Regions from separate parts of the Homo sapiens genome. Here all the other regions are linked to region 2. Evidence: chromatin loops called from intact Hi-C (ENCODE). Cell type or tissue: endothelial cell of umbilical vein. All regions are shown on one strand.

The links. Hi-C counts contacts between places; a loop is a spot of excess contacts. Peaks named below come from ENCODE experiments on the same cell type or tissue, not always from the same donor. Only the 100,000 strongest peaks of a DNase experiment are listed, where the experiment ranks them.
Region 1: it touches region 2 in a loop (4-fold over the local background); 3 of 110 quality-filtered maps call a loop at or near these places.
Region 3: it touches region 2 in a loop (11-fold over the local background); 5 of 110 quality-filtered maps call a loop at or near these places.
Region 4: it touches region 2 in a loop (10-fold over the local background); 2 of 110 quality-filtered maps call a loop at or near these places.

Annotation. Positions count from the first base shown.
Region 1 is chr5:57,648,245-57,653,244 of GRCh38, reverse strand. It overlaps LOC101928505 (a long non-coding RNA gene), which reads right to left and starts at 2,585. Exons shown (of 3, transcript NR_104668.1): 1 at 2,486-2,585. In endothelial cell of umbilical vein, a CTCF peak has its summit at 2,754 (motif pointing left); a DNase peak (open chromatin) is centred at 2,784.
Region 2 is chr5:57,839,888-57,844,887 of GRCh38, reverse strand. No RefSeq gene overlaps it. Among named protein-coding and RNA genes, the nearest start is that of LINC02225, 57 kb to the left of the region's middle. In endothelial cell of umbilical vein, no CTCF peak of the experiment used is centred here; DNase peaks (open chromatin) are centred at 247 and 2,947; H3K27ac peaks cover 2,956 bases.
Region 3 is chr5:58,450,319-58,455,318 of GRCh38, reverse strand. PLK2 (polo like kinase 2) reads left to right here. Exons shown (of 14, transcript NM_006622.4): 12 at 1-34; 13 at 298-408; 14 at 545-1,337. The coding sequence ends at 736. Among named protein-coding and RNA genes, the nearest start is that of PLK2, 7.3 kb to the left of the region's middle. RefSeq lists an enhancer at 4,914-5,000. In endothelial cell of umbilical vein, no CTCF peak of the experiment used is centred here; DNase peaks (open chromatin) are centred at 2,528, 3,348 and 4,178; H3K4me3 peaks cover 1,160 bases; H3K27ac peaks cover 319 bases.
Region 4 is chr5:58,238,965-58,243,964 of GRCh38, reverse strand. No RefSeq gene overlaps it. Among named protein-coding and RNA genes, the nearest start is that of LINC02101, 120 kb to the right of the region's middle. In endothelial cell of umbilical vein, no CTCF peak of the experiment used is centred here; DNase peaks (open chromatin) are centred at 2,364, 3,474 and 4,104; H3K27ac peaks cover 3,557 bases.

The sequences.
Region 1 (5,000 bases), 190 kb after region 2:
ATTGCAACTGTATTTACACAATAATCATGGGTAAACCTGTCTTTAAAAAATAAAGTCATCGAGCATTGTAATTCTTTCCATCTCAATGCCAGCCCATAATACCTGCTCTATGGGGTGTGGCTAGGTTTTTTTCCCTGCCCCTGGATGAAATGTTAAGGAGCCCAAAAGATTTTCTCTGTTTGTTGAACAATTAAAAATTCTATAGTCATTTCTACTTGCAAGAACTGTCTCATTTCACTAATTCAAACAGGTTCTTGTAATAGTTAAAATTCCACAAGTCATTTTAAGTTGACTATTTCTCCCTACTCCAGATTGGGCCTCCTTCGGAAACTTACAGTGGAAAACAAAGAAAGCAGACATCTTGTTTCTCTGTCAGCTTCTCTCTACCTTATACCCAAATCCGCAGGATTGCAAGGGGAGAGAAACAAAAGAAAAGAAAGCAGGAAAAGACCTGCTTGATTTGCTCAGTGTTGATGCTCTTGGTGGTGTGACCAAAGCTGACTTTTTTCTTGAGCATATGATTGTGAATTCTTCAGAGGTCCCTGATGTATCTTCTTTAGCTGACCAATTGCTACTCCTCATCAGCTCCTGCCTCTGCAACCAACCCCACATTCTCATACTTCCAGGGCCCCCTTGCCTTTGCAGAATTCATTTCAGAGGCTCCAGCTTTCACATCAGGCCCATGGGAAAGTACCCCCTTCATGCCAAATGGTGAAAGTGCAGCCTTAGCTCTTTCCCCACCTTCATACATGGCTTCAGCCAATATTTCATTTCAAGATTATCTTCCATAGTACACAGACAGTAAACTACTGTGTCCCTCCAAATCCAGGAACACATCAAGATTCCTGATTGGTTACCTTGCAGCACTTTACACTAGATTGAAGTGAGAGTGAAGCACCCAGCACTTTTCCGGTGTTGGGAGTGAGGGCAGACTCCCAGTACACAGAAAATCCTCTGTTTAAATATCAATCCTTCTTATGCTCAAAGTGCATATTGAGATAAATGTCATAAAATCAGCCCTTCTCTACTGCACTTGAACATCCTGCACAGGTGATCTCACAGCATGTGCTGGATGGGAAAGTACTTGCCCTCTGCTGCCTTCTCAGACAAATTGGGTACAGTCACATAGAAAAAAACTCCTTTTAAATATCCTTTACTTACATCTATAGATATTATTCTACACATCAAAACATTTCTATAAACATATTACCTTTCCATAATATAAAAAACTAAAATTCAGGTTTTATAAATTTCAAGATGGCTGACTAGAGAGGTCACATGTAAGTTCTCCTCAGAAAGAAGAATGGAACGTAGAGGTAAATAATCAAAACTCACATAGAATATTAAAGAGAGGGTGCCGGAACTATTGGAGAACTCACAGGAAGAAGCTACCATACAGAAAAAGACAGAAGCAAAAGGCTGGCTGAGATCAAACCCTCCTGAGGGACTTGGTATTTCATCAAAAAGGTAAATGTTCTTGGCTCCCTTCACCCTTGCAGCAGACTGCTGGTTTCCAAACTTTAGAGGTCTCCTCTGCTTTCATGAGCCCAAGCACTAGTATGGGTGGTGATTTGGTAACTTTTTGAGGACATCACACCAGACTACCAACTTGCACACAGTCACTCACCCTGTTCCTGGACCCAAGCTGTGGTAGCAGGTGCCATATTTGCTGCATACCCATTGTGAGACTGTTTTCTGCCCAGGTAACCTCAGCCCTTGTGTCTCCACATTGCCAGATCTCCCACAGACATTCCCCAGCACCAGCTGGGATTGTGACAGCCACACAGGCCTGACTGGACCTAGAGAAGCTGCAGAATGCCCATGGCCCAGGTCTCAGGGAGTGCTGCTCCTAAGGGAAGAGAGAGTGCAGCCCACCAAGGAAGTACCTCTTCCCTGGGGCAAAGGAAACCAGAGCACATTCTTTCCTGTGCTTGAGAGCTTCCACTTATGCGGTAAAGTTGACTGTGTCTCTTCCAGCAGAGACAAAGATGCCATGCTCAGCTCTGTGGGAAAGGAATATGTTCCACCCCAGTGGCCATATGGCCCCAGTGCTTGAGCATGGCTGTGGAGAGGGAGACCTCTTTTTTCTACCCTCCCCACAACTACTGCAGAAACAGCCATGGCTGCACGCATAGGAGACTGACATAGGCATGCTGGTGGATGGTCATTCTAGGACTGTTAGGGGTGGATGTACCCCATTGGCAGTGTGCTTACCAGGCCCAGGCTTGCAAAATGGCAGGGCCCTTCCCACTCTCTACATAGAGCAGCAGCATTCCTGAAGCAGAGAAGAGGAGAGCCTCAAAGTTTTACGTTTTGGGCTGAGAAAAGAAGTTCCACACCATAACCACATTGGTAGAGAATCACAGAGCAGGTACCTTTCATGGCTCTCAGATTCACTGCAGCTTGGAGATAGTGAGGTCTGTCTGACCCGAATGTCTGGAGTGCCAGGACAGAAACATGACAGGAAGGTGAATTGCATTCCTACCTGGCCAGGCCGTGGAGCTGAGGTAGAAACCTCAGCAGAAGCCTCAGCACATTTCACCAGGAGCTCCCTCAACCACCCAGTCAGGTCTGGTGCTCGTGTTTACCGTTGGGATATCTGAGGTCAAAGTTGAGCTTGACAGTCCAGCTCCACCCAGCTTTGTGGGTGGTCCACAGAACAGCCCATTGGCTGAAGCAAAAGAGAGCTTCTCTCAGTAAACAAAGATCAAGTATATGCCCATCTGCTTCTGCAGATAGTCAGCTGTTACCTGTAAATGCCACCTACTGGCCTGGAGATTGAACTGCACAGTGTAATACAAAACCTGCTGACACAAGCGCACAACAGTGAGGAATGAGCTAAGATTCCTGAGACTTCCTCTATCCTGATACCCAAGGAGGCAGTGAACCTGCTCACAAACCCACCCAGTATGTAGCTACAACCAGCATTTGAGAAAGCCACCACACAAAAGCTATCTATAACCATGGAACACACATAGAATCCTTGCCACTGAAAGCATCCAGAACCAAAGTAAAATAACCATACACAGCATACAGCATAGTCACATCCTCAAGGAGGAAAAAAATTCCTTTCCAAACGAAAGTAAATTCAAAAAAAAGAAAGAGAGAAGAAGAGATAGTTTATCTAGATGAAAAGGAACCAGAGGAAAAATTCTGGTAATATGAAAAAACAGAGTGTTAAAACACCCCAGTGAATCACATTAACTCTCTAGCAATGGATTCTAATCCAAAGGAAATCTTTGAAATACCAGATAAATAATTCAAAATATTGATTTTAAATAAGCTCAATGAGATACAAAAGAAAATTGAAAACCAACACAAAGAAATTAGAAAAACAATTCAAGACATCAATGAAAAAATTGCTGAAGAGGTAGACATTAAAACAAAACACACACACAAAGAACATCTAGAAATGAAGAATTCATTGAATTACAAAATATAGTTGAAAGCTTTAATAATAGACTAGACCAAGCAGAAAAAAGAATTTCAAAGACAGATCTTTTGAATTAGCCCAGTCAGACAATAATAAAGAAAACAGAATTTCATAAATGAACAAAGCCTTTGAGGAGTATGGAATGATGTAAGACAACCAAATGCACAAGTCATAGCTATTTCTGAGGGAGATGTAGAGAAAGTTAAAAGTTTGGAAAACTTATTTGAGTAAATAATTAAGGAAGATTTCCTTAGGCTTGGTAGAAATTTAGACATCCATTTCTGGAGAGGTTGTGGAGAAAAAGGAACGCTTATAGACTGTTAATGGGAGTGTAAATTAGTTCAACCATTGTGGAAAACAGTATGGTAATTTTTCAAAGTCCTAAAGACAGAAATACCATTTGACCCAGCAATCCCATTACTGGGTATATACCCAAAGGACTATAAATCATTTTATTATAAAGACACATGCACATAAAAGTTCTTTGAAACACTATTCACAATAGCAAAGACATGAAATCAACCTAAATGCCCACCAATGATAGATTAGATTTGTTAAAAAAGTGTAAAAAAAACTTGTCAGCCACAAATTTTGTATTCTGCTAAATTCAGCTTCATGATGTACATATACACCATGGAATACTATGCAACCATAAAAAAAACTCAGATCATGTTCTTTGCAGGGATGTGGATGGAGCTGGAGGCCATTAACCTTAACAAACTAACACAGGAACAGAAAACTAAATACCACATGTTCTCACTTATAATTGGGAGCTAAGTGATGAGAACACATTGACAAATGGAGGGGAACAACACACACTGGGGCCCATTAGATGATGGAGGGTGAGAGGAGGGAGAGGATCAGGAAAAATAAATAATGGGCACTAGGCTTAATACCTGGGAGATAAAATAATCTGCACAACAAAGCCCCATGTCACAAGTTTAGTTTATCTATGTAACAAGTCTGCACATGTACCTCTAAACTTAAAATAAAAGTAAAAAAAAATACTTTTTATGCTACTTTACATAATGAAAATCAGAAAACTCAGGGTTGATCAACTCCTTGTCATTTATGCCTCTTCAGGTTACTGCCATTCATAGATATTTCTCATCATCAATTTTGAATGCAAGATAAAGAGCCCAAAACCTAAAAAAGAGAGAGAGACAGATTTAGACATCCAGATACAAGCTCAGAGAACTCTAGGAAAATGCATTGCAAGATGGACTTCACCAAGGCATATAGTCATCAGGGCCTCTAAAGTCAATATGAAGGAAAAACTTCTAAAATCATCAAGAAAAAAGCATCTAATCACCTATAAAGGAAATCCCTTCAGATTAACAGTAAACTTCTCAGCAGAACCTTTACAAGCCACTATAGATTGGGGTCCTATTTTCAGACTTCCTAAAGACAAAAACTGTCAACCACAAATTTTGTATCCTCCTAAATTTAAGCTTTATAAAAGAAAGAGAAATAAAATATTTCCCAGACAAGCAAATGCTAAACTAATTCATCACCACTAGACCAGTCCTACAAGAAATGTTTTAAGGAGTTCAAAACTTGGAAACAA
Region 2 (5,000 bases):
GAAGGGGGACTGATTTCTCTGGACTATCTTTACTGGGTTTCTATGTCAGGTAGTTTTTTATTAGATTTGGCCAGCGGTATTTACTGGAAGGAGATTGGGAAGAAAGAAGAAAAAAAATCAACGCATTTCATCCTCTGTCTAGGCCTCAGGTGACACCTCCAGCAGCCATTGTATTCTCTTCTTGCCTCTAGCTGCCTCCCTGCACATATGCCACAGTTCTGGCTTCTGCCCAAGGATCCCACCCCTGGGCTCTGGGAACCCCATTTCCTCCCTTTGTTTCTCCAGCCCGGAGTTGATTGTAGCTTCCTGCTGTTACTAACATTGAGTTGTCTCATTGTCTCCTATTTGGCTTCTCACCTTTTCCATCACCTGTACAACAATCTGCTCTATAAATTCTCTCTTTTAAAATATTTGAAGAGATTTTTCATTTCCTGGTTGGACCCTGACTGACACAGGAGGGGATGCATTTGAGAAATATTAGAATGACTCTATTAGAAGGCAGAGTCATTGGAACTTTGTGGAGATAAACCTTACTCCCTAACTAAAGTTGGCCTCACTCTTTTGCAAATTACTGAACTGAAGTGTGTTGTTTTGATTCCTCATCTACCTGGCTTCTCCCTCTTCCATAGGAAGTTATTTGCCGTATTGGAGAGACTGTCAGTTCTTAAATTCTTTTTTAAAATACTCAAAAACGCCGCCCGTGTGAGCCAGAGAAGTCTCTGTGGGTGCTTGATTTCCACAGGAACCATTCATGGTCTAGGTCTCCCAGGCTTCAGACTGGCAGCTTCCACAGAATGAGCGAAACCCTGCAGGACAGGGCCAAATCTGATGGCCCAGGTATCAGTACTGGATTAAGAATACACCACTTAAAGATCCAAAGGAGCAAAGTTGTTAAGATACTATTTTATTGGGTGGAATCAGGACAAGGGCTACCAGTTTCTACTGAACAGGAAAAGGGCAAGGAAATGATGCTGAGTACATTGATATACAGGTTAAAGAGGATGGTGTTGCAAAAATGTATGATCTGCGTGGCCTGACCAGGTAAGAGGCCAAGAAACAAATGGGCACAGATGCCCTGTGAGATGCTGAAGATGCTGCCGTGCTGCCTGCCTGAGTAGCAGAGAGAACGTGCCAAAGAGGAGTTGCCTTTTCTAGAGAACTGTTTAGTTTGCAACTAATACATGCTTAATGGGGGTTGATCAGTCTAGCAGATATTTTCTTTTCGTTTCTTTTTTGATTAAGTAAATTTTTAATTTCAGAAGAGTTTTAGATTTACAGAAAAGTTACAAAGATATTATAATACAGAGAACCCCTGTGTATTCCTTACCCATTTTCCCCTGTTGTTAACATCTTACAATTGTATATTTGTCACAACTGAGAAACCGATATTGATGCATTATGCCTCACTTTATGTGAATTGCACTAGCGTTTCCTTCATAGCCATTTTTTCCCAGGATCCCACTACTTTACATTTAGAGGCATTTTATGTTTATTTTCAATCTACCTTAATTTTTAAAGAGAAAAATATTTGCTCACATTTATTAAAGGAGTACTCAAATAAATCCCCAAAATGTATTAATATTATTTTAAACTGTAGTACACTTTCTCCAGGCAGATCAAGCTAAATTCTCTTGTGTATAAGAGTGTACTTAGAGTGCACAGAGGCGCAGTAGCCAAACCACATGGTTCAAATCACAGTGCACCGCTTTCTATCTGGGCAGCCTTGGAAAAATACTTAAGTATTTAATCCCTCTGGGCTTTAATTTTCACATCTATAAAATGGAAAGTGATAGTACATTACCTCATGGATGTGATATGTACATTAAAATTAATAATACATATAAATCACTGAGAAGAGTGCCTGGGTACATAGTGAGCATGGAATTAACCTTAGTTGTTATTACTGTTACTATCGCTATTTGATTCCAGAGTATCCTATGTATTTCTTTTCTTGACACTCATCACACTTTTAAGTATGTCTCATATTTGTCTTCACTTCCAGATGGCAATTTTCATGAGTTCAAAGACATTCCTACCCAACTCATAGTGGATGTTCGGGAAACAGTCTCTTAATTGTCCATCCTGACTGCAGAGCCATCAAACAATGACATGCAATGTGAAAGCTTGAAGGAAGAGAAAGTGAATGAGGTGAAGATAGACAGACAAGCAGATAAATGGGATATAGAGACACAGAAATATAGTCAGGGAAGTACAAAGGTCAAATGAGAACAATTTTTTAAATTGCAAAATAAAAACTATATTTATATGTACAACATGATGTTTTGAAATACGTATATATTGTGGAATGGCTATATCAAGCTAATCAACATATGCATTACCTCACATACCTATCATTTTTTTGTGGTGAACACACTTCAAATTGATTCTCTTATTAATTTTTAAGTATGTAAAACATTGTTATTAACTATAGTCTTTATGCTGTAGATCTCTTGAGTTCATTCTCTTTAAATTTTGTTTCCCAGCCATTGATATATGACACTCTGTCTCCACTCTTAAACTCATTTTCTCTTCGTGTGTTACATAAAACTGAAAGGGAATGTATTTTTCTGAAATTAACAATTTAAAAGTTCAGCAGGAGGACACTGCCCTTTCAAGCACTGGTAATGAAGAATGGCAGAAAGAATTCTGGATGGAATTCTCAGCTACAGCTTTCTGGTAAAACTGGCATTAGTGATGCACAGGAGATGAACACGTATTATATTGAAATGGCATCAATATTCCAGTTTCTTGCCAAATGCCTTGAATAGCTGATTGTGCTTCATGTACAAATGTACACTTGGGCTCTGTGAATCCCAGGCACAGATGTCTGTAAAGCCACATGTATTTCTGCCATAAAGTCCACTTTAAAATGTGCTCCACTCTTATCCAGACCTCCAGTCAAGGAAGTTGTTAAATCCATTTTTTTTCTTTTTTCCTGTACTTTGTTTTTGCCTTTGAAATATTGCTAAGCAGTTGTCCCACAGGGTGGAGGTGGAATTAGCAGCTGCAGCATTTCTTGTGCCACCGTCATCTCTTTGGTATGTGGCTTCCTTTCACTCTCATGCTGGGGAAGATCCCACCCATCCTTTGCATTCCTCCTGAGCAAGTTGTGTCAAGGAAAGTCGAGAGAGGAAGCGATTCCCATCCTATGGGTGTCATCAAATAGGAAGGTTTTAATTAGTTTCTCAGGATGTTCTCAGTTTCTGCACTGAGCAGCCCTTCCCTTCTTTGGCATTAAAGCACTTGGATTCTTCAAGAAACACACAATTTTGCTCTGTTAGGCACTAAACTCTGTGTATTCAAATGTAATAAGGAGTCATGAAGCCTGTCTTTCCTAGCACTTACCATGGTTGTAATCTTACATTTATTTGTATAATTAGTTGAGCCATGACTGTCTCTTCACTATGCTCAGGATTCTAGGAAGGCAGTGACATGTCTAATTTTGCAATCCATTGTATCTGCAGGCACTCAATAAATGGTTTCAAGATAAAATAACGAACATATGATTGAAAAAACTTCTCCTACAGCAAACAAAATAGAACCTGATGCATAAGTGACCCTTAGAGATTGCTTCTGCCTGACGTTCCTAGAAGAAGAAATGATGATCATATAGTATTTTCTGTGTACCAGACACTATTCTAAGTGCATCACATTGATTTTATCTATTAACCTTCATAAAACACTATGACCTAGATTCCACCATTATCCCCATTTTACAGATAAGAAATATAAGACATGAAGGGAGAGGTTTAGTGAAATAGCTCAACATCACATGGCAAGAAGGTAAAGGGAGACCCTGGAGTGGAGCACGGTCCAATTGGCTATAGAGACTGTTCCCCAATCCACGATGTGATTCTGCCTTCTGGGATGCAAATGGAGATAGTGCTTTGGATTCACAGAGTGTAAGTGGCATGAGTGATAGTAGTCCTAGCTAGCCATGAAAAAAAAAAAAACCTCAAGTCTGGACAGATGTAGATATGATCATAAACCATATTTGAATATTTGACAGAGAGATACAGACATACACTTCATATGTAACAAGATCAAGGACTATGTATTATCAGTGGAAAAAAAATACAGGCAAAAATTCTCTCTTGAATGTCTTTAAAGTCAAATATACTCATAGACATGTATTGAAAAATCTTACTCTTTTTTTCTAAAATATCACCTTAAGGGTTGTTGTCATTTGAGAATTCATATTATTGCCCACTCCTCTCCAGTTACTTCATGGAATACTGTCAAATTCCAACTGGCTGAAGAATAGAGGTTTTATCCCTTAAAATAAGATTTCGGTATGAAGAAATGTTCCTACAGAACTGAAAGACGTGTAGTTCATGCCAAGTGGCATTTCAGACACAAAGAAATGGGTAGGAAAACATTTCTCTTTTCTCTGAATTCCCATTGCACATTGGGCCATTTTTCTTTTTCTTGACATTTAATGTATTGTATTCTTACATCTGTGCACAAGTTTTACCTCCCCACAAAAACTATAAACTCTTTAAAACGGGAACTGTGCCTTACAGTAAAAGGCAGTGTGCTGGAAAGAAACTAACAAGACTTTTATTAGCAAGTGGAATCATCACTTACTATTTGCACAACCTTGGGCAAGTTAACTTCTCCTAGTCTTGATTTATTCCTCTATAAAAAAAAGATTCATAACGGTATATAGTATTATTAGCTAGAATTTCAAAAGAGTATTTGGGACTTGGATTAAATGTGGAAGATTGAAACATATGTGCTTTACTCCAGTAACACATTAAAATTTCAGTAAATAAATTAAAACTTTTTAAACCCTAGGGCAAAGAAAGCAAAGGAAAAGATAAAAGAGAAAACAAGATTATATATACATATATGGAAAGCAATGGACTGACTTGAAGTAACCAATTTGGCAAACATGGAGTCTCTGCAGTGAATGAAATCATGAAGAAGGCTTATTTGCACTTCAGAATCTCAGAGGGCTCAGGAGTTCAGGCAGGAGGTGCCTTGAAAGTAGGGTGTTG
Region 3 (5,000 bases), 610 kb before region 2:
CTTTTCTCATTACATGGAGGAGAACCTCATGGATGTAAGTACTGTGGCTTTAGAGTGGTGACATTTGAAGTGTAGGCCACAAAGCAGTAGTGTCTGCATCACTTTGAAGCTTGTTAGAAACAGATTCTCCTGACCTACCGTTGGTGTACTGAATCAGAATCTCCGGGAGGTGGAGGCAGGGATTTCCAAAGCCATTCTGATGCTTGCTTAAGTTTGAGAGGATTTTCTTAGAATAATAATAGAGTGCATGCTACAAAATCTTTGTAGGCACTAACTCACTCTCCTAATCTCTTCCAGGGTGGAGATCTGCCTAGTGTTACTGATATTCGAAGACCTCGGCTCTACCTCCTTCAGTGGCTAAAATCTGATAAGGCCCTAATGATGCTCTTTAATGATGGCACCTTTCAGGTAAATGAACTCTTCAGGAAAGTGCACGTTTAGGTCCTAAACAGAAAGATTTGTACCTAGACAGTTTAGTGATTGACTGAACTTTTCTAATTCTCGAATATTTTGAGAGATCTAATGTCTATGTTTATTTTTTAAGGTGAATTTCTACCATGATCATACAAAAATCATCATCTGTAGCCAAAATGAAGAATACCTTCTCACCTACATCAATGAGGATAGGATATCTACAACTTTCAGGCTGACAACTCTGCTGATGTCTGGCTGTTCATCAGAATTAAAAAATCGAATGGAATATGCCCTGAACATGCTCTTACAAAGATGTAACTGAAAGACTTTTCGAATGGACCCTATGGGACTCCTCTTTTCCACTGTGAGATCTACAGGGAAGCCAAAAGAATGATCTAGAGTATGTTGAAGAAGATGGACATGTGGTGGTACGAAAACAATTCCCCTGTGGCCTGCTGGACTGGTTGGAACCAGAACAGGCTAAGGCATACAGTTCTTGACTTTGGACAATCCAAGAGTGAACCAGAATGCAGTTTTCCTTGAGATACCTGTTTTAAAAGGTTTTTCAGACAATTTTGCAGAAAGGTGCATTGATTCTTAAATTCTCTCTGTTGAGAGCATTTCAGCCAGAGGACTTTGGAACTGTGAATATACTTCCTGAAGGGGAGGGAGAAGGGAGGAAGCTCCCATGTTGTTTAAAGGCTGTAATTGGAGCAGCTTTTGGCTGCGTAACTGTGAACTATGGCCATATATAATTTTTTTTCATTAATTTTTGAAGATACTTGTGGCTGGAAAAGTGCATTCCTTGTTAATAAACTTTTTATTTATTACAGCCCAAAGAGCAGTATTTATTATCAAAATGTCTTTTTTTTTATGTTGACCATTTTAAACCGTTGGCAATAAAGAGTATGAAAACGCAGAAATAATGGTCTCCTGTCTTTAGTAGAACTCTTCACCACATCGTTACATTTTTTGATAAGATCGTGCCAAGCAGTGCCAAGAAGCCACTGAGTATAGAAGCATACTAGAGAGTTAGATCTTTAATTTTTTCTAACTACAGTTTCTAGGAAGTCTAATACCTGAAGTACAATCATAAACTTTCAGAGTAGATCTAGCTTAAGAACACCATTCTTCTTACAACCAAAATATAAGCCTCCTACAAAATCCAAACCCAATTTCTCTCTGTAGTATTTCTTCAAAACTTGTTTAGCTTGGAGGTGAAGCCAGATTAAATAGATCTCTGTTATTCAGTGTCAATAGGTACAGGAAGTTTATCTTAATATGGGCAAAACTCTGAATTAGAATACATGCACCACCTAAACATATTACTCAGCATAAACCTGCCTAAACACTTCCAGTGCCACTGGCAGTACTAGCACATAATTCCAGTAGTGAGAAATACTTTGTGAATAAGTCATTTTATTTTCCTTCTGGTGCATGGTAGTTGAGGAGTGGTATGGGAACCAAGTTGTGGTTTGGGGTCCATCTTTTAATCTATTAAATTAAGAGGTAAATTTGAGGTTTTCTTTTTCAGTGGGATCTACTCTTTGACAGGTGTAGTAAAGGAAAGCTGCTCATCCTGTTACTCTGAACTTACAGGCATCTGCATAAGATGTAAATATTTTTTGTTCAATTGTAATCCCACTATAAGGAAAATACTGTCCTATGAAAAGAAGTGCTTTGGTTTGTTAAGGCTGTGTTTACATTGTGGTCCTGTACAGCATAGTATAGAGATGCTAGTTGCACTTTTACATTTTTCTAAAATTGTTAAAACTCCACTTGGTATATTGTATTAATAAAAGCCAAATCCAGGGAATATGTTATGAGTATTTCACAACTCCTAGATTAACTCCTGCTGGCTGGAGTTCTCTGGCCATGTATACAAATTCAGTTGTATTTTTATAAGCAGAGAAGAAACAATAGTTTCCAAACAGAAAATGTTCCTTCCTTTTGAGTTTCACAGTGGAAGATTGTATACTACCTCATGATTTCAAAATACACACTTACCCATTCTTATATGTACTCAGCATCTGCTGTGTGCCACATCCAGGGCCTGGCATTGGAGACACAGAGTGAACCCGAGGCCCCCCTGCCCTCAAGGAAGTCACAATGGAGTGGAGGAGACAGTGCATTTACCTATTAGTGTGACAAGTGGTGTGATTTTACGATAAAGGTATGTACTGGGTGTTGTGGGAACTCAGCAGGAATCATGAGGAAGAAGCCCCAGGCATGGGCTGGGCTCAGTGAATAGATTCCAGAAAAGAAATTTGTTTTTACTGTGTTTGAAAGATGAGTGGGGGTTAAATAGAAATATGCGATAGGGAAGAGTGTTATAAGCAGTGGGAATAGCACGTATAGAAGCCCGGGGGATGAAAGAGTTCACAGAAGTGGGTGTGCAATCTGAAGTATTATAGGAAAAGGCTGGAAGACATGAATGGTGCAACCCATGGCTTTTAGGCTGCATTTTGAAGGCTATGCCAAACTACTGAGAAATTTCAAGGAGGAAAGTGACATAGTACTTCAGATTCCTAAAATTTATTCTGGGAGAAGAGGAGACGGGGTGGGGAACAAGATGGAAACGGCCCAAACAGTAAAGAAATTAATGCTGTGACTCAGGTGAGAAGGGACCTGAGACAATGAAAAGGAGCAAAAGAAGAGCTAGGCAGTACCTCATTTGGCCCTCCTGATTCATTTCAACGTTCCCAGTACTGAGCACCAGATCTGGTACTGGACAGTCAACTATCGAATGAGTAAATGAAGATTGATTTTGGAGGAACTTAGAAAGTTGATTTTAACAGGATCTAGAGCCCGGTTGAATGTGGTGCCTAAGAAAGTAGATGAGGTGCAGAAGGATTGGCTGAGGCAGTCAGTGGGGGACGGGTTGCATTCTTGGGCCATTAACTATAGTAAATTAGGAATATGGAAGGAAGAGCTTGATGGAAAAATATAGTGAGTTTTAGACATATCTAATCAGATTTGTATGAGGATGCCCACATAGGTCCAGTAAACAGTGGATATGCAGGTCTACATCTCAAGAGAAAGCAACATTTGGAAGTAACTAAGTTTTGGAAAACATCATGGGAGTGGATGAGAACACATAAGGATGGATTTCTGTCACCCCTTCTACCCAACTGCATTTCTGGGGGAGGAGTACAGAGGACATCTCCATAAAACATAACAGTGTTGATAAATCTTTGCCATGGGAGAAGGAGAATAAAAAATTCCCAAATAAATTACCCTTCCAAATAAGGGTACCCTGAATTCCACAAAAAACAACTGTAAAATAATAGATTTCTTTAATGAACACCTTTGATCCCCAGGAACGTTTCTCCATTAGCCCTCACAAATTCTAAAGATTTAATAGTTTTGTTGCATGTCTCGGCTATGGGGGAGGCTGAGGCAGGAGTGTCGCTTGAGCCCAGATGTTTGAGGTTGCAATAAGCTATGACCATGCCACTGCACTCTAGTCTGGGTGACAGAGGGAGACCCTGTTTCTTAAAAAATAAAATAACAGATACCCTCAACTAAACTTGGTGTGGCCATGACAGTGAACTTGATCTTAGGTTATTTAACATTTACGACTTTTATCTCTTAGTCCCATCAAGCCTTCAAGAACTATTTCTGAATGTAATCTCATGTCAGCTAGGGAAATCATACTCCAGTGGAAAAGCTTTGGAGTCAAATCTTGAGTCCAAATTTCTGTGCAACCACATGTTAATAATGCGATCATTAGTAAATACCTAATCTCTCTAAGCTTCTGTTTTCTCATCTGTGAAGATAAAACGATAATAAAACACTTGCACAACAAAGGTACTCAATAAGTATTTCTTCCTGTTCTTGTTCTGTTTTTTTTTCTGCCTCTTTCCACATCTGTAATGGCAGGGACCGTAATTATCTAGAAAAAAAAAAACTGTCTCATTCTTGTTTCTCCCACTTTCAGTTCTGTGTAAGTTGTGATCGAGTCTTCAGTTCTGTGTAAGTCGTGATCCAGTTGGGATCATTTTGGGACTTTCAGAGAGAAGGAATCTAATGGAGATTGTTGGTTATACAGATGATGGAAGAACTCGGTGGTGAGGCAACCCAGAGATTCACTGCAGCAGGAAGGCACTACTCTCCCAATGGCTAGAGAGACCCAGAGAAAACGTCATGTTACCAGAGCCCAGAACTGAGTCTTCTGGCAGAAACTAGAATCATGATGGTCACTGCTTACCAGGATTTTGAGATCATGGGACAAATGTCATCACTGCTTGAGATGACCCCTGTGCCTTTTTGGGTGAGAAAAAAGGGGGACAAAATATTTTGAATTCTTTCTTCCTCTTGGCCTCCAATCTCCCATTGACCAAATGAGCTGAAAGGCAGTCGAAAAAAATAGCCTTGGAAATACAGTTGTTAGGGTCATTGTAATATTGCAAAATAAAGCAGAAGAAGGGCAGAGAATGAATCTGAGCCTTAACCAGCATATTAACTGCCTACCTTTCTTTCTTAGTTTTTCTCTTCCACGAATTTTCTACCATTTCTACCTTCTCCTTCTCTTAAATACCAAAGTGACATAATTGCTAAGAGCTATAGTTAGCTAGGCAGCAAGA
Region 4 (5,000 bases), 400 kb before region 2:
TAGGCAAAAGAAACAACACATGCCCAAACTAAAGAACCATGAAAGAAAATGATCTCTGTGAGGTGGTGTACACAGTGCAAGTCTCAAAGACTTGAGTATTACAAGAAACCAAGTTTGCTAGAAGGAAAGTACATAGTTAGTAGAAATAGATTTTAATATATACTTTTAAATATCTTTTTTCATTATTTTACACCCTGGACCTCATCTCTCCCACACCTACACACACACACACACACACACACACACACACACACAGTTACACAGCTGAATGGGGCATATATGTACATGTGTATATGTATAGATGTCTCATATATGTCTTCTATTCTTCAGCTGTATGATAATCTATGGTAAGGGGTGTTCTATATAAGAGAAGCCAGAGAGTACAATTTTTTCCTAAATGTTTTTCAAAATTTCTCCCTTTATTTTATTTTTCCTTTGCCTTTTATCTTTCTTTTTACTTCCATTCTGTGATAGAATGCTGGTTTCTTCTCTTCTTAGAAATAGCTAAACCACAGTAAGCAGCCCCTCGATGAAAGAGGGAGGCTTTTTGTTGCTTTCTGGACAGTGGGATGTGAAGGAATTGATGTGCACCATTTCCAGGCTTGTACACTAAACCTTTCCCTATCATCAGTCATGTGCTGCTGGTTGGATATTGACTTGTAGTTCTTGGTATGAAGGGAGAAATCAGACTTACTGTGTCAAGCCATTGAAATGTAAGGGATGTTTGTTACAGCAACTAATGTTAATCATTTTAAATAATACACTTTCTCTTCCTCCTCACTTTTTCCTATGAAGTTCAGTAAAAGCCTGAAAAGATGAATGAATTATTCTAGCTGTTCTCCTGTACATCTTTTCTAACTTTGGAACCAGCTAGGTAGATGAAGAAGACTTCAATTTTTGTTTGGATTTATTTTTTAATTTTTAATTTCATTTGTGGTCTATTAAAGGATTAAAAACTTATCTCCTCAGAAGTGGGCCTGGGCAACTCCTCAGCTTATTTGATTATTCTATCATGCCCAATCTTCCTCCAATGTTTATTGGAGAAACAAAACACATTATGTAAAGATATCAACTTGGACTCCTTCCATATTATTCAATTTTTATGAACAAATGGAAAGAACAGTGAGTTGGGATTTGCTTCCTGGCCTCTCTCTCTGTCTGGCTGCAGTTTTAGGGGCCCTCTACACCACTCCAGTTTGGCTCAAGGTGACTGCTCAGGCTCACTGCCCTCCCTAACCCCTGTTATTTTCTTCACCTTCCACTCAATTACATGTGCCTTGATACGATTTGGCTATGTCCTCACCCCAAATCTCTCTTGAACTGTAGTCCCCATAATTGTGGAGGGACCTGGTGGGAGATAACTGAATCATGGGGTTGGTTACCTCCATGCTGTTCTTGTGATAGTGAGTGAGTTCTTACAGGATCTGCAGGTTTTATAAGGGGCTTCCCCACTCCCCCACCCCCTCAACCCCCCTACTTTTGCTCTGCACTTCTCCTTGCTGCCACCATGTTAAGAAGGACATGTTTGCTTCCTCTTCTGCCATGATTGTAAGTTTCTTGAGGCCTCCCCATGCTAAACTGTGAGTCAATTAAACCTCTTTCTTTTATAAATTACTGAGTCTCGGGTATGTCTTTATTAGCAGCATGAGAACAGACTAATACATGCCCATACTAAAGGCTTCTCTGCTTTGAGGAAGAAGTCAGAATACATTCATTTATTAAACAAACTTTGACCCTCAGGAACCATAAAATTCTAGGGATCCAGAGATAAATAAAACACAGCCTTTTCCCTTAAAGAGCTTGAAATCTGGTGATAAAGAGAAACATGTCAGCAGAGAATCACAATAACTATGGTGGAAATACGAACACCTAGTAAGAGAGAGGACATGACTAACTTATCCAAAGTTATCGGGAGAGGCTTTACAGATAAGTTGACACTTTAGCTAGGCTTCACAGAAGAAGGCTTTGTCAGGTGGAGTAGAAAAATAAAGGCATATGGGCATATGCAACTGTAGGTGTAAAGAAAACAGTTAAGAATAAGCATGCCACAGAATGATAACTATGAGGAATTAATTATTAGAGCATTAAGTTTGTACACATTGAAGAAATGTGTGGGTCTAGATTGAGAAGACCTTGGGAAGCAGCTTAAAGGACTCAGGCTTTATTTGAGGGGCAGGTCTTTACACAGTGCAGCTGTCATGATAAACACATGATTTTGTTTATAGTGTTAATGGTTGACACCATTTTATCATTTAAACAGTGTGTGTCTAGGGCTATCCAGGGTCTCTTTGAAGCTTTCTTAGCTATGATTTCATGTTTGGTGAGTCAGAGGGAGCAAGCAGGATCAGGAAGTACCAAACAATAGGACTGGGAATAACCGTTCTCAGAGGTTGAAGGCAGCGGATAAGGTCAGAGGGTGGAGTCTCCCTCGTCTTCCTTCACTGGTCAGGCAGAGCCCAACTCAGGTCCAACCTTGCTCTTCTATGCAAGAGCAACAGAATTGCTGGGTCTCAGACACAGGGACACCATTTGCTCTCCTTAATACCATCTTCTAAACCTGTATTGATTTCAATGCTATATACATGGTGGATATTCAACATGTGTTTATTGTTGACAACTGTACTGACCTTCCTCAACATCCTTATAAGAGGAATAAAGACAACATGTCATCACGACAATTAGGATACCACCAACTAAAAGATACTATCGTATACAAGGTGCTTCTTATATTGTATATGGAGACAATAAATTGTGTTATTTCTCTAAAAAGTGCACATATATATATATATATACACATATATATACACACATATACAATATATATACATATATACACATATATATGTATATATATGTGCACTTTTTAGAGAAACAACAAAATTTATTGTCAAATAATGTACTTTGTTTTATAAATTTTGAAAATATATAATAATAGACCTAGAATAGTAGAACTGGAAGGAAGCTGATACTTCATCTAACCTCTTATTTTAACAATGATGAAATTAAGGCCCAGAAATACTTTGCCAGCCACTAAATCTCTAATAGGATTTTAATCCAAATGAAGCTAATTCAGAAAAACTTTTATCTATTTCCAATAAAATCTCAGATTCTTATAACCCCACAGCTTTGATTTTGCATCTAAAATATTGTCAACAAGGATTCTTCTTGGTTTATTACAATTTTCCTCAGTTAAGTTTTTCTACAAGACTGTGTCTACATGAAGGTAAGACCTTCCACCCTTCTGAATGGTGCATGGCACATGGTATGTGTTTAAAAATTCTTGTTGAGTAATATTTAGCCATGCTTGCTCATGCTTATACAAAATTTAAATACTTCTATTACATAAACATTAGATATTTTCTTGGAGCATATTATTGAAGGAAGAAACAAAATCATGCCTATCATATCACTATCAAATATCACTTTAAAAACAATCCTTTAGCATTTTCTGAAACATAATGCCAAGTGGATGATTCAGATAGAAACTTCCGGTTCATGTTGATTCTTTTAGGCTTTGTCATGCCTTCGTGATGGCTGGTGATTGCAGGAAACATTATTTTGATCAGAGAAAGCTGCATATGGGTTTGCCTTCCATCCTGAAGGTTCAGATCCTTTGATGCTGAACCTGAGACGGAAACAGTCTTCTTAAACAAACTTGGTCCTTGGGTCTTCTATGGAATGAAAGAATCGTATCTCTGAAGTCAGTCTAAAATCTCTGAGCCAGTGAGTCTCAAATAGTGAAGAATGCACACTATCAAATGGGATAATATGTAATTTTTAAAAATTATAGTAAATACAATAGAAAGCCTATTTATTGTTTTCTGCAATACAATCAATAGAAAAACAAGCTCAAGAGAATCTTTGCTGGTTGAGAGAAGCAAAAGATCGGCTAGAGATGGGGGTGGTGGAGCGTGTGCGACAATATGTGATCCATTAATGCCTAAGGTAGGAACTGGCTCCTGGGAAGAGTCCACAGTGGGGATCAAAACTGTCAATCCTGTGCTAAGCCTTGTTAGTAGCACCCAGCCACTACTGACTGCTATTTATAACAGGTTCTGCTGGAGAATGTGATCCATCTTCAAGGATAAGATCAGATGGCTCAGGAAATGGCTGTCAAATTGTTTACTTTCTCATGACCTTTTCTACCAAGTCACCCAGCAGGTGCTTTCAGAAGAGTTATCCCAGAAGAGAAAATCCCCCAAACAACAACAGTTGGAGATTATTTTCTCTGTTGATAATCCTGAAACGCATCCCCATGGAAAGATTCAGAACACCTTCACGTTCAAGAAACAATGCATTTCTTGCTGATCATAACCTTTGTTCCATCCCTGTACAAAGAACTTGTAAAACTCAAGTCTTGCCTGATTTGTAGGTTCTCATGGTTCACCTGCTGCAACTCAAGTAGAGTAGAAACAAAGCTTTAGGTCAGACATGTCTGTCAAAATAATCTTTATAATTATACATCCTATAGAAATAATTGGGAAGGTAAATTATTCAGCCCTTGTAGGAGAGAAAAATAGAAAGCTAGGCATTGTTTTGGACTTAAACCTTAAGACCATTGTTGGGTGGAGTTGTGACAGTTGTGGGTGGGGGAAGAAAGACTTTCTGTTCCTAAAACTCATTTTCATACTTTGCTGTTTGAGTAAAATAGATTCAAAGTGTCTTCCTTCTGATTAGTACTCTTGCAAACCTTTTGAGTCATTTCTATTAATCATATCACTTTTTTTAAGAAATAAAGTCATATCTTGACAAAAACAAACCTGACTATAAACAAACACTTGCTTAACAGCACAACGTAACCAGGTTCCACCTGTAGTTTACAGAATGTTTTGAATGTTACTTATGGGTAGGGCCAGCCTTCTTCTTTGGTGGAAACTGTTTATGTAATAATAATATCAACTATTGTTTATGAAGTTCACACTTTGCACCAGGCACTATGTAAGCCTGTTACCTTATCTCATTAAAGTCTCATCACAAACCTATGAGGAAGGAAATATTCT